Linked DNA regions of Homo sapiens: region 1 is linked to region 2. The links are chromatin contacts, found by Hi-C or POLR2A ChIA-PET in ENCODE. All regions are on one chromosome and are shown on one strand. The core of a region is the stretch at or near the end of the contact, and the rest is flanking DNA. Distances in the headings are between cores, read along the strand shown.

What was found. A loop is a pair of places that touch in the nucleus more often than their neighbours do. ChIA-PET counts read pairs that join two places held with the same protein, here RNA polymerase II (POLR2A).
Region 1: a map of vagina shows a loop between it and region 2 (12-fold over the local background). The contact joins the promoter of STAMBP here to the enhancer-like site in region 2. A Hi-C loop is called at or near these places in 1 of 168 maps with a recorded cell type or tissue (vagina). POLR2A ChIA-PET finds 5 or more read pairs at or near these places in 1 of 52 experiments (activated naive CD4-positive, alpha-beta T cell).

The regions. Positions count from the first base shown.
Region 1 is chr2:73,824,539-73,830,634 of GRCh38, forward strand. It overlaps STAMBP (STAM binding protein), which reads left to right and starts at 4,423. Exons shown (of 10, transcript NM_213622.4): 1 at 4,423-4,972. LOC105374807 (a long non-coding RNA gene) reads right to left here and starts at 5,860. Exons shown (of 3, transcript XR_940246.3): 1 at 5,778-5,860; 2 at 4,219-4,366. RefSeq lists a silencer at 4,194-4,412 and an enhancer at 5,920-6,096.
Region 2 is chr2:71,697,720-71,703,866 of GRCh38, forward strand. The region is part of intron 1 of LOC124907827 (a long non-coding RNA gene); the gene reads left to right. Among named protein-coding and RNA genes, the nearest start is that of DYSF, 230 kb to the left of the region's middle. Within about 2 kb of position 2,677, at least 13 of the 41 ENCODE cell types and tissues checked have a DNase peak (open chromatin) inside an H3K27ac peak, as active enhancers do.

The sequences.
Region 1 (6,096 bases), core at 3,173-5,672, 2.1 Mb after region 2:
TAAAGAATTTTTTCCTTCTAATGGCTCTAAACCTTCATCCACGGAAGACTTAAAACAACTGGAACTCAGTTTTTCTTTTTTCTTTTCTTTTCTTTTCTTTTTTTTTTGAGATGGAGTCTCACTTTGTCGCCCAGGCTGGAATGCAATGGCACGATCTCAGCTCACTGCAACCTCTGCCTCCTGGGTTCAAGTGATTCTCCTGCCTCAGCCTCCTGAGCAGCTGGGACTAGAGGTACCCACTACCACGCCCAGCTAATTTTGTATTTTTAGTAGAGACAGGTTTTCACTATGTTAGCCAGGGTGGTCTTGATCTCCTGACCTTGTGATCTGCCCACCTCAGCCTCCCAAAGTGCTGGGATTATAGGCATGAGCCACCATGCCCCGCCCAGTTTTTCTTTTTCACTGTGGTAGACCCATGCCAGACACAGACCCATGAGCTTGAAAGATATTCAATAAACACTTGCTCAATTAATAAAGGCATCTAGCCTTTAGGCTTTCTGCTTCTAGCTCTAAGTGCCTTGCAGAGAAGAGTGGGTCCCAAAAGCATAACGGTCATTGTTTTTCATTGTTCATCTCAGTAATCAGCATAATTGGCTAATTACATTCCTGTAAATCATTTTGGGGACAGTGAGACAATATTTATCTCAACAACATTTGAACATTCAACAATGTTCATTGAGTGTCACATCTGGTTTCGCAAGCCATTCTAGGCAGTGGGGATAGAGCTGTGAGCAAGGCAGAAAAGGATCTTAACTTTCTGGAAATTATATTCTAGTGGGGAATGAAAGACAATAAGCAACCCAAATCATATCAGACAGTGGTAAGGATTATCAAGACAATTAAAATAAGACCAACTAATGAAGGATGACTGGGTGGCTCCTTAGAATGGGTGGTCAGAGAAGTTCTCCTTGAGGAGGTAACATGTAAACTGAGAAATGAATGATGAGGCAGAGCCAGCCAAGTGAAGATGAGGGTAAAAGCATCCCAGGAAAAGGAGTCAGCTATGCAAAGGTCTTGAGTGGAAAAGCAGATGTTTGGATGGTGTCGGTGGAGAGTATTAAGCAAGGAGATTGGGAGATGAAGTCAGAAAGGCAACAGGGGCCGAGTCACTCTGTAATCCCCAGTAAGGAGTGTGGATGTTTATTCCAAGTGCCATGGGAATTCACTGAAGAGTTTTAAGCCGAGGAGTGATGGAATCTGATTTTTGCTTTAAAAAGATCATTAGTGGCCAGGCGTGATGGCTCACACCTGTAATCCCAGCACTTTGGGAGGCTGAGGTGGGTGGATCACTTGAGGTCAGGAGTTCAAGACCAGCGTGGCCAACATGGCAAAACCCTGTCTCTACTAAAAAATACAAAAATTAGCCAAGTTTGGTGGCGAGCACCTATAATCCCAGCTACTCAGGAGGTTGAGGCAGGGAGAATTGCTTGAACCTGGGAGGTGGAGGTTGCAGCCGAGATTGTGCCACTGCACTCCAGCCTGGGTGACAGAGCAAGACTTCATCTCAAAAAAAAAAAAAATTAGCTGCTGTTGTAAGAATGCATTGTAGTAGGTAAGAATGAACGCCCTTCCTGTACTAATGCAATTGTCCCTCTAGGTATGTCACTTAACACAAGAGTACCAACCTTGCAAGTGAAATACACCTAGAGTCTTCCTTGTTTTTACCCTCCCTGACCCCCGAACTCCGCTGGGTCTGTATTTTTCCTTTTCTTCTTTTTGCTTTTTAGCAATAGGAGTCTCACTATGTTGCCCAGGCTGGAATGCAGTGGCTATTCACAGGTGAGATCATAGCACACCACAGCCTTAAACTCCTGGGCTCAAGTGATCCTCCTGGGTTTTTTGTTTGTTTTGTTTTGTTTTGTTTTTTTAGAGGTCTCACTCTGTTGCCCAGGCTGGAGAGCAGTGGTGTAATCATAGCTCACTATATCCTCGAACTCCTGGGCTCAAGCGATCCTCCTGTCTCAGCCTTCCAAAGTGCTGGGATTACAGGCGTGAGCCAGCGCACCTGGTCCAGGCCTGTGTTTTCTAAACCCCGATGTTACATTTCAGATTAAGAACTTCACCTTCTAGGCATCTTTTGCTGCTGCCCAAAAATGAGCAAGTAGGAATGAGCATGCAGGAGTGCAGGAGACCTGACGTTGGCATATGCAAGCGGCCAGATGGAGGCTGCTATATTCAGGAAAAGTGTTCATGGCTGGGAGTGAGCACCGGAAGGAAAGAGCATCTCAATTCCTAACCTGGTCTAGTCTGCCAGGTGAACTGCTGAAGCCTATTTGCTGAAGGAATACCTTCCACGCTTAGCCTCCAATCTTTAGGGCAGGGGTAGGTAGGATATTCTCATCAGTTATGCCAAGAATCTTTTATAGCTTTGATTTCCTGATTGTGTATACAAAATTGTTTAGTTTTTAAACTTTTCCAGTTAAACAAGAAATGAGGAATGTAAAATTTTTACCTTGGCCAAGATTTTCTTATTTCAGGTCCCTAGAAAGCTGAGTATTGAACTTTGCCCCAGATATCAAAAACTCTGGTCAACATTTACAAATTCTCTCCCTAAAAAGACTAGATCCTGCTTCCTATATTCACTTAGCTATTACCTTAAGAACTGCTAGCAACTGGGCATATTAACTTTCTAATATCAGGAACAGCCTCTATGTGGCGCTAGCTATGTTTACGACTATGCACACCCCTTATATGTGTGTCTCAGTTATAGCTTCTTAAAGTCTTCTCATCATAATCTTAAAATCTAGGATGTTTGTAAATTTTCTTTACTTGTTAAGCTAAACATTATAAAAAAAAGAACTACTTTAGAGATTGTGCTGAATGGGAGCAGATGCCCCTCCCTACCCCACCAGCTGTACTTCTACCTGTGCTTCCACCATTAGAGTATCCACCTGCTGGGTTTGTTTGCTGATGTATCCCTAACACCTAGAACAGAACCTGGCACATAGTAGACACTCAGTAAACATTTACTGAGTGAGAGGTTGAATGGATCAGATTTTGACCTGTGTTGCCTCCTGCCAGGACCCCATCTGCACTATAATGCCCACCCAATGACCAGCATCTCCAGTGCATCAATTTCTTTAGGCCCAACCCATCATGTTTACATTCTGAAGAGAGTCAGTAGAGAGAGTTTTGAAGACACAGTAGAGTGCCCTATACAATTATCTTCCCAGATTTATCTGCAGTAGATCCATGAGAGTTGATAGTAGACCCATGCACATTAATGCTTGCTGGGGGCAGAAGGGGAGGTGATATGATGCAAGCAAGTACTTTCAACCCTAAGTCTGAAAAGTTGATGACTACACAAAATCACTTCAGGTAACTCCAACAGAAATATACACAACGGAGGTTGGGAGAAATGAGAGATCTGGAGGCTGGCTAGGTGGAGGAGGCAACACCTGAATTAGGGATTTAAGCTAGACCTTGAAGAATAGGTCATGCCATCACACTAACAAACTCACAGGGAGGCTCCCAAATTTTGGGAAAGTGTCCCCCAGAGACTTAGACTTTTAAACCAAAGCCTAATGTTTCACAAAGTCTTCTGAGACAGAATGATTAGCAAGCTTGTAGGACCTTTTTGTAAAGAGGATGTATATGGATTCGTACAGACACACATCTACATGCAGAACGTGCCATTCTGTATTTGATGCATAAAACCACCTTGTCCCGGTCTCAGGGCAGGAACAGTGTCATACAGATTTTTGTGTCTCCACTGCTTTTGCATAGCGGCTCTTAGAGATTAAACGCTTTTTTTCCAAATATTTTATAGGTTTTTTGACATTAAAACGTTAGTCTCATCTGGGTGCGGTGGCACACGCCAGTAATCCCAGTACTTTGGGAGGCAGAGGCAAGAAGATCGCTTGAGCCCTGAAGTTGGAGACCACAGTGAGCTATGATCACACCACTGCACTCCTGTGACAGCCTGGGTGACACCGCAAGACCCTGTCTTAAAAAAAAAAAAAGTTAGACTTATGTTCTTTTCTAAGCAATAAAATTAGTCTTAGATATTGCCTAATATCTAAGACTACCAATTTTTGTGTAGAATGTAATACAAGCTAAAAAATACATTCGAAAGACTTTCTGTCCCCCAATTTATAAATCCTGGTTAGTTTAGCTAAGTCTGCAGTTGTGCTGGGATCAGCAATCCCTCCTTAAATGCAGGAGTATTGTGAGTGTGATGAGGGACTACCCCAAATCAAAATAATTTTAAAAGCAAACCTTAGCTTGCTAATTGGTTCCACTTTCTTCCTTGTTCCTTTTCCTTTACCAAGATGGCCGCTGTGTCGTTCGCTCCTCATTGGTCGGATTTTCCGCAGGTGCCGATTCTAGCCCCACCTACTAGCTCTCCGTTCCAAGTCCTAAATCACTGGGAATGTAATAGACAGACGAACGGGAGTGGGCGGAGCGGGCGCCGGATGTGACGTTTCCGGAACCTCCGGGTGTCATCCGCGGGGAAAGGTGGGGAAGGGTCCCGGGAACGTGGTGGGGCAGGGCCTCCGAGCGTGGTTGGACTTTGAAGGGGATCGGCCGCCGTGAGTGTGGGGCCTGCAGCCTACTCTCCCCGAGTCCCCTGCCCGGCCTGCCTCGCTCGAGGCACCCGACGGCTTCTGTCTCCGCGGGCTGGCGCCTGACCAGCCAGGCCCAGCGGTTCCCCGCCTACTGCATTTGAAAGATCCCGAAAACCCTGGATGATTGTGCCTGGGGTTGGCAAGTTCGTCTTGAGTGCCTTCAAGAAGGGTTCCTCAAGCAGTTGTCGATAGAGCCCTCCCTACTGTATACGCCCCCTCCGCTCATTCCTGCTACTTCCTTTCTCCTCCTCGTATTTCCCCCTCGGTCCTTTACGCCGCCTTTCCCCCTCATTTGCAGATGCTGCATCCCCTTTTTGGAATTGCTCAACCAGGTGGTAACCGGCGCCGCTTCCTGGCCTTGGGAGGTGGTTCCTTTCTTAACCCACAAGAACCTCTCCCAAGAGGTACTGAGATGCAACAAGCATCCTCTGTTTCAGTTAACTTTCATGGGCCGTGGACTAGGTTTACTAATTACTTGGGGAGGTTTTAGATATGCTTGCGGCTTTCTGAGTCCCTAAGGAGGCCTCGTGAGAGATGGACTATCTCTGCATCCCTAGTAGTCCTCACGGCTTTTGTGCTATTAGTGAGGGTGTTTTAGAGGGGAAGGTTTGTGGAGGAATTGTGACCCGAATATTGAAGAGACCTAAAGATGGAATTGGCTGAGAGAAGACTACCCCTGAGGGAAGAGTTGTAGTAGAAAAGAAAAACTGGATAGATAAATGAAACTGAAATGTGAGGATGCCTGGGCGGATTGGAATCCTGACTGAAGCAAAAGATCTCTGTTGGGGAGGGCCAGTTGCCACAGGGCCTTGAATTCCAAGATTTATTCTACTGTAGTTTGTGTATTCTAGAGCATACTGATTAGGGTTTGCTGTAATGCAATGTGTGTCAAATGCCCAGTTTTATTTTGGAGATGATAGTGGTGATATCTGGTTGGAATTTGGAATCTGATTCTAACAGCAACTATATCTAGAAAGACTAGAATTACTGGAGTTTTGGGACACCAGGGGTTTTTGCAATGCAAGTTACCATCGTGCCTTTTTGTTATTCAGTGTTTAGTCTATGAAGATGAGTAAATGGTTGTTTTCAAGATTTAAGTCTCTTGCCATGATAATGATGAATGAATGATTTTATAGATTGACTATAGTGGTTTAGTGAGCAGAGTTACAATTATGAGCATTAATTCCCAGACCAGTTCCCCTAACTCACCTTGTGCTCAAATATGAAAAAGGATACCACAGAAAATGTCAGTTACTCTCAGATTAAGTAAAAATGGTCAACCTTGAAGTTAGTTAACAATCCTCAAGAAAGTTCACTGAGTGCACTCTGCCAGGTACTGGGGTGGAGGTATGTGGGTATCTGGAAGGAGAAATAATAGAAAATAAAAGATGCTGTTCCCACTTTTACAGTGCTGTGGGCGGAGCCCCCTAATGGCAAAGGATTTGATTAACTTGAACTGAACCTTTGGTTGGTCCACTGTGGTTCTACTCCTTATACCACCTAATTATGGTACAGGGGTTGTATGTTT
Region 2 (6,147 bases), core at 1,427-3,926:
TTTCATGGTTGTATCTCCTCAGGGCCTTTACCCCCTGCTGCTTACATTAACAGGAATAATTCGGGCCAGCCTGCACTTGACTCCAGCTCTCTGGCTTCTCTCCCCGCCATCTGTGAGGCCTGGGGCATTTCTGTCCCTGCTCCCCCTAGTCAAACGCGGTCAGGTCATCAGAGCTCCTTCAGTTCCTATGAGGTTCAGATGCCAGGAATGTGGAATGTGGCACCTGGTAGATGCTCAGCTTTAAAATCTTCTTTTACATTTTCTTATCCCACCTTTGACTAAATATTTAAGGGGATGTAAAGCATCTTCATCTCTGTGCCTCCCCAGGGATTGTCTCTAAACCTCTCCCTGGGAGGTGGACAACACTTCACTGGGGTATGGGAAGAAAACATTCACAAATCCAATCTGTTACTCTTTCTTAATATATGATGTTTGGCTAGACCTTGGACGCCACTTATGCCATGTGACTTATGGTCATGTATTCTATGCTAAGTGCATAGGAGTCCTAAGGGAAGGCAGTGGTAGCGCCACCCTTGTTTTTCAGCTTTTGGTGTATGGCTTTTTGTGTCTTAGCTTTTGGTGTGAACCTGGTTAGTTAAGGGGATTTAGAGATTACACATTGTGGATTTAACTAAAGTAACCCTCACAGAAATGGACACACAGCTTAAAATAATTCCTGCCATGGAACTACTCTGATTGAAATTAAGCTAAGCGTACAAACAGGTGACAATGGTGGATGGGAGATAAGCTAACCATGTGAAGTAGAAACGAGGGCACAGCTAACCCATGCATCCACCGCATGCAGGAGCTCCCCAGAGAAGCTGCATTAGGCAGTAAAAAACATGCCAGGTGCGGTGGCTCATGCCTGTAATCCCAGCACTTTGGGAGGCCGAGGTGGGCGGATCACCTGAGGTCAGGAGTTCAAGACCAGCCTGGCCAATATGGTGAAACCCCATCTCTACTAAAAATACAAAAATTAGCCAGGTGTGGTGGTGGACGCCTGTAATCCCAGCTACTCAGGAGGCTGAGGCAAGAGAATCACTTGAACCCGGGAGGCAGAGGTTGCAGTGAGCTGAGATCGCACCATTGCACTCCAGCTTGAAAAACAACAAGGACATAATCAGATCTGCCAAGAAGTCAGTGACACTGCTGATGACCCAGAGGCCTTGCATGGGTCACCTGCAGCAGTGGCCCTCATCCTAGACCTAGAACCTGCCTTGAAGTCCTCATTGTTGTCCATGGATAGACCGTGTGGGGAGATAAATCAGCATCTAGGGGAGTGCATGCTCAGACTTTTCACCAGTGGAGGTTTGCTATCAGTGCGTTCGGAGGTCACCGCTTCACAGCCTCCAGCCCCAGGCTGGGCACACAGCGGGGCTCAGGAAGCTTGCACGGGCTGATGTATGTCTTTGTGTGAGTGTGCGTCTGTAAGAGATTTTTATGACTAGGCGTTCCTCTCACCTCCCTCATTCAAAGCCCTCACCCCTCCTTCTCCTCCATCCCCCCCATCAATTTTTCTCTCATTTATTCCCTCCTGCCAGTGGGTGCCCCTGCCTGACCCTCATTAACTCAAAGTGTAAAAACCATTTGTCTGCAGCCCCCTTTCCTCCCTCCTCCCCCAGCTGGGGCTGGGGCATGGCCCTTCTTTCCTCCCATAGAAGCTCAGACCTCTGTGGTTTATGAGCGAGACCCTAATCTGGGAGGCCCCATAGAACAGGCAGGACTCGTTAGGGGATGGCCTCAGGGCTGCTCAGAAGACCTATAAAAAGTGAGTGATGCCCCTGGGGAGCCCAGATCCTCTGTTATTCCTCAGAAGTTGGCAGAGCACCGCACACCTCTAAGGGCCCCGTCTTGAAGGACAATGATGTAGGTGTCACCCTCCCAACCCAGGGCTGTGTTGGACACGACTTCACAGCCATATGTGGATGGACGGTTCTTGGCTCTCCATCCCTGCCCGATCCTCCAGGGTAGCTCCTGCCCCAAGGATCTCTGACCCCAACCTTCTCATCTGGGGAGGGCAATTGTTCATTCCTCAGCCCCAAAGGAAGGGGACTTGGACAGGGAGGAAGGAGGGCAAATTGGACCTGAGAGTACACTAGCTAATACATGCTTAGAACTGGATAGGAGTGTTTGTAGTATGTCAAGGAGGCGATGGATCAGGATGGGTGGCTGAGGAGTGGGCCCAGAAGACTTGGGTGGCAACACTGGAGATTATGAGGACTGCAGACTGTCCTTAAACGCGGAGAGAGCTTCCCAGAGTGGGGATGCTAAACTGCCACTCAAAGGCAGGTGGCTTCTCCAACAGATCTCCAGGTTGGAGGTGAACCCCAGGGCAGGGGACCCAGGTCCTCCTCTGCTTCAGTCTTAGCTGGCTGCCAGAGGGGCTGGTTGTCTGCCCACCAGAGCAGAGAGAGGTGAGTGGGCTGGGGACATTCCTGCCCTCCCCAACCCGCCCCATGCTACTCCCTCTGGCAGCAGACCAGAGGAATCCAGGAGCCAGAGGTGGACCCGGGGCTTGTGGCTAGGATCCCTGCCTGGCCCTGTGCAAGAAGGCATTGAGTTTTCATTCCTCAGGGGAGCTACAAATTTCCTGACGAGCGTGGTTGGGTTTATGTAACGTAAACACCTCAGCACACAGTGTTCCACCTGCAGGGGGGACAGGTGGGGGCCTCAAGTGCTGGCTGCTGGAGGTAAGAACTGAGGAAAAGCTGGCCTCACCCGGGAGCCAGGTAGGAGCCACCTAACCGGTGTGCCAGCCAGGCTGGTGCAGAGTCTGAAAGTCACCCATCAGTGTTCATTCACTGGCTTCAGCAACGACCTCTCCCGGATAAGGGTCACTGAGCAGATCTCCCCACCTCAGGGCAGGCGAGATGAGACCCTGTACGCCTCCCTCTGCTTTCTCCATTCTCAGACTCTGATGGCCCAGGGCATCCCCAGGAACCCCGGGGGAGGCGGTGGGGGGAGGCGGGGGAGGGGGAGGTGGGGCTTGACCAGGAATGGCTGGGGAAGGGCTTCAGGAATCTCCACTTCTGTTCTGAGCTGACATTGTTCACAAGGCAGGGACAGAAGTGAGTGTCAGGGGCAGAGCCGGGGAGAAATGTGACGGCCCTGGTGGGGCCCCTTCCGGGGATGCTCTGACTCGCTCCTTGGTCTGAGGCCCGCCTGACCTGGTGCTGCATGGGGGCTGCCTGGGTGGCCCTCCGCTGGTCTGGGCTGTCCCTAGGCTGGGACTAGGCCCTGGGTGGCTGCACTGGGATTCACTCAAAGCCACCGCTGACCTGTCTCCCGGTCTGCCAGGGTAAAAATAGATGTTTCCACTGCGGCCACCTCCGCAGCATCAACTTTCTCCTACTTGAGCCCCTGCCAGTGCTCGGCTCAGGGACTGGAGCATGAATTACAGGGCTGAGCTTGGCGTCGGGGCCTGGCGTCAGGGCCCTGCTGTGGAGCCAGGCTGCTCATGAATGCCCTATTGTTTGGGGAAGTGACCCTGTGTGTCCCTCCTCGGGGCCTGGGGCCTGCCCTGCTCACCTCCAGGCCTCTTCCCATTCCCTTTGGCTTTGTGCCCGCCTGGCCTCTGAGTTCCTCACCTGCCGCCTCATCTTACAGGGGAGGCACAGTCCCTTCCATACAGGGCCAGCTCTACGGGCATGTGACTTATGCAGTCACACAGGGCTCCACGCTCAGAAGGGCCCCACGCTTGGCTTAATGCCCTACTATCACCACCTTGACTTTCCCAATAATTTTGGAAAAAGGCACATTTGTATTTTGTACTTGGCCCTATGAATTACGTAGGTGGGCCTGCTCTATTAGGAACCACTAGTCTGATGAGGGAGCCACGGCCTCTGCCTCTGCAGAGCCCCAGGTCTGATGTGAGAGCATCTGCTGTCCTTCGGGGAGCCCTTAGATTGGAGAAAAAGGCATGGCTGCCCTTAGAATGCACACTGATGGGGCACACATTGCCTTTGCCCCTTGTGAGCCCCCAGGCCTATGTAGGAGACCCCATCTGTGCTCTCAGAGAGCCTCAGGTCTGATGGGGAGATACAGCCCCTGCACTTGGAGAGCTCAGATGTTGGTAGGGAAAGCATGGCCATTGCCATTGGCAAACGTGTATTCTGATGGGGAAGACAGAGCCTTTACCGAGCCCACAGTCAAATGGTGGAGATACTGGCCCTGCCCTTGGGGGCCCTTAGGACCCATGGCAAAGACCAGATAGACACACATGCACATGTGTATAGCAGGGTTAGTCCCTGCTGAGACTCGAGGCCATTCAGGGTATGGGGGAGTTTGACCAAGGGCAGAGCATAGGGCCCTGGGTAGACACAGACCGCTATGAGTGAGCTGCCAAGGAGGAAGAGCTGGGGCCAGGCCCTGGCAGGAGAGGAAGGCCGGCATCTGGGTCCTGTGGGGGTGCACGCTGGCTTGTGATGGGGTCCTGGGAGGATCAGAAGGACTTTTCAGAGGACCCAGGGAGCATGGTAGAGCTTGGATGCTCCTGAAGGTGTCAGCCCCAGAATAGCAGAGGCTGGTGTTTTCCTGGCAGAGCAGCATGTGGGCTGGGGCCCTGCCTGCCCGGGGCTGGGGTGCAGCTTGCAGTGGAGGCTGGGAGCGCAGCAGGCCCAGAGGACTAGGACCCTTGCGTGAACTCCTATGACCCACTGAACTCCCTGGGAGTGGGTGGGTATGAGGGGGCCTCACTAGGGTCCTGTGAAGGGGAAAGTGATTGGTGACTGGATGCAGGGCCAGCTGCCTCCCCAGCCACAGGGGGAGCAAGTGGCATGGCAGCAGCTCCTCTGGAAGCCTTGAGGGCCAAGGGACCCTGGATCACAGGGGGCAGTTCCCCATGAAGGGAGGCTTCCTGGAGGAGGTGGCAGGAGGGTCGGGGCTCTGAGAATGTCTCTGTCTGTCCATCAGCCTGCCTATTCTTCGGGGTGCACATTGTCCTCTCAAGGCTGCTAGTATGAAAGGACTCCCAAGAGGTGCCCACATTAGAGATGGTGAGGAGCGGTCTCTCTGGTAGGTGACGGGCTCCCCTGCCCTGTGAGGAGCTACAGTGCAAAGGTGAGTGGCAGGCAAGGCGGAGCCCTGGAGCCAGCTCCCCCTGCATGAGTGTGAGGATTCTGCCGTGGGGCCGACTCTTCCTTCATCCAGAGCCCGGCTGTGGCCGCTGACTTGCCTCTTATACCTCTCTTTGGCCTGGCAAGGGGGGCCGGGAGTTGGAACCCCAGGTCAGAGCAGCCAAGGCTTGCAGAAGCATCTCAGGGTCTTTCCCATGTAGAATCCTGGGCGGCATCTTGAGAGACCCCTGTGTGGTCTGTGAGAAGCAAATTAAATCATAGTCAGGGGCCACGGCCACTGTGCTGCTCTGCCCCTGGAAAGGGCTGGGGGCCACAGCCTACCCTGAGCTGGCCTCAGCCAGTCCACCAAACACCCGATCCCCAGTGAAGGCTGGGAGAGAGATGCCTGGGGAAGTGGTTGGACCTCATGCTTGGTAGTGGCCATGGGGCTTGTTTGATCTCGACTGTGAGGCTCAGAGTGTGCAGGGAACTCTCCATGGGGCGAAGGAAGAGTCCTTTCACCAGGAATTTGGAGACCAGGGGCTGTTGAGGAGGAGAGAAGGGAGGAGGGAGAGATGGTGGAGAGAATGCTCTTGGGGACCAGGGTGAGGGCTCGGTCTGGGGCTGGGAAAAGACTTTTTAACCTTTGCAGAATGACTGTATGCATCCAGGTGAGGTAGAACTGGGGACCTCTGCCATCGAGTCCACCCAGGCCTGCCTTCTCAGCAGACATTGTCCCTTAATCAGGCACCCCGGGCACCGTTCCTGCCTGGCTCAAGACCCAGCTCTGTTGGTGTTATGCTCACTGTGCATGATGTAGCAGAGTGAGCTCCAAGATGCCAAGCCCTTCCTCAGGATCCCTGCCATCGTGGCCACAGCAGCTGAGTTGGGGGATGTGTGGCAGAACAGGGGAGGATGGAGGACGGCAGCGGGGGCCTTGCTGCTACACTCCCTGTCCTTGCCTGCCCCTCGGAATGGCACCTCTGCAGGTCAGGCAGCAGAAGGGAAGGCAGTCAGACACCAAGGGGGACTTCTGGGTGGCCCCACTTGGTAATGCATCCTGCACCAGAAATCCAGGCATGTGTGGGGTTTC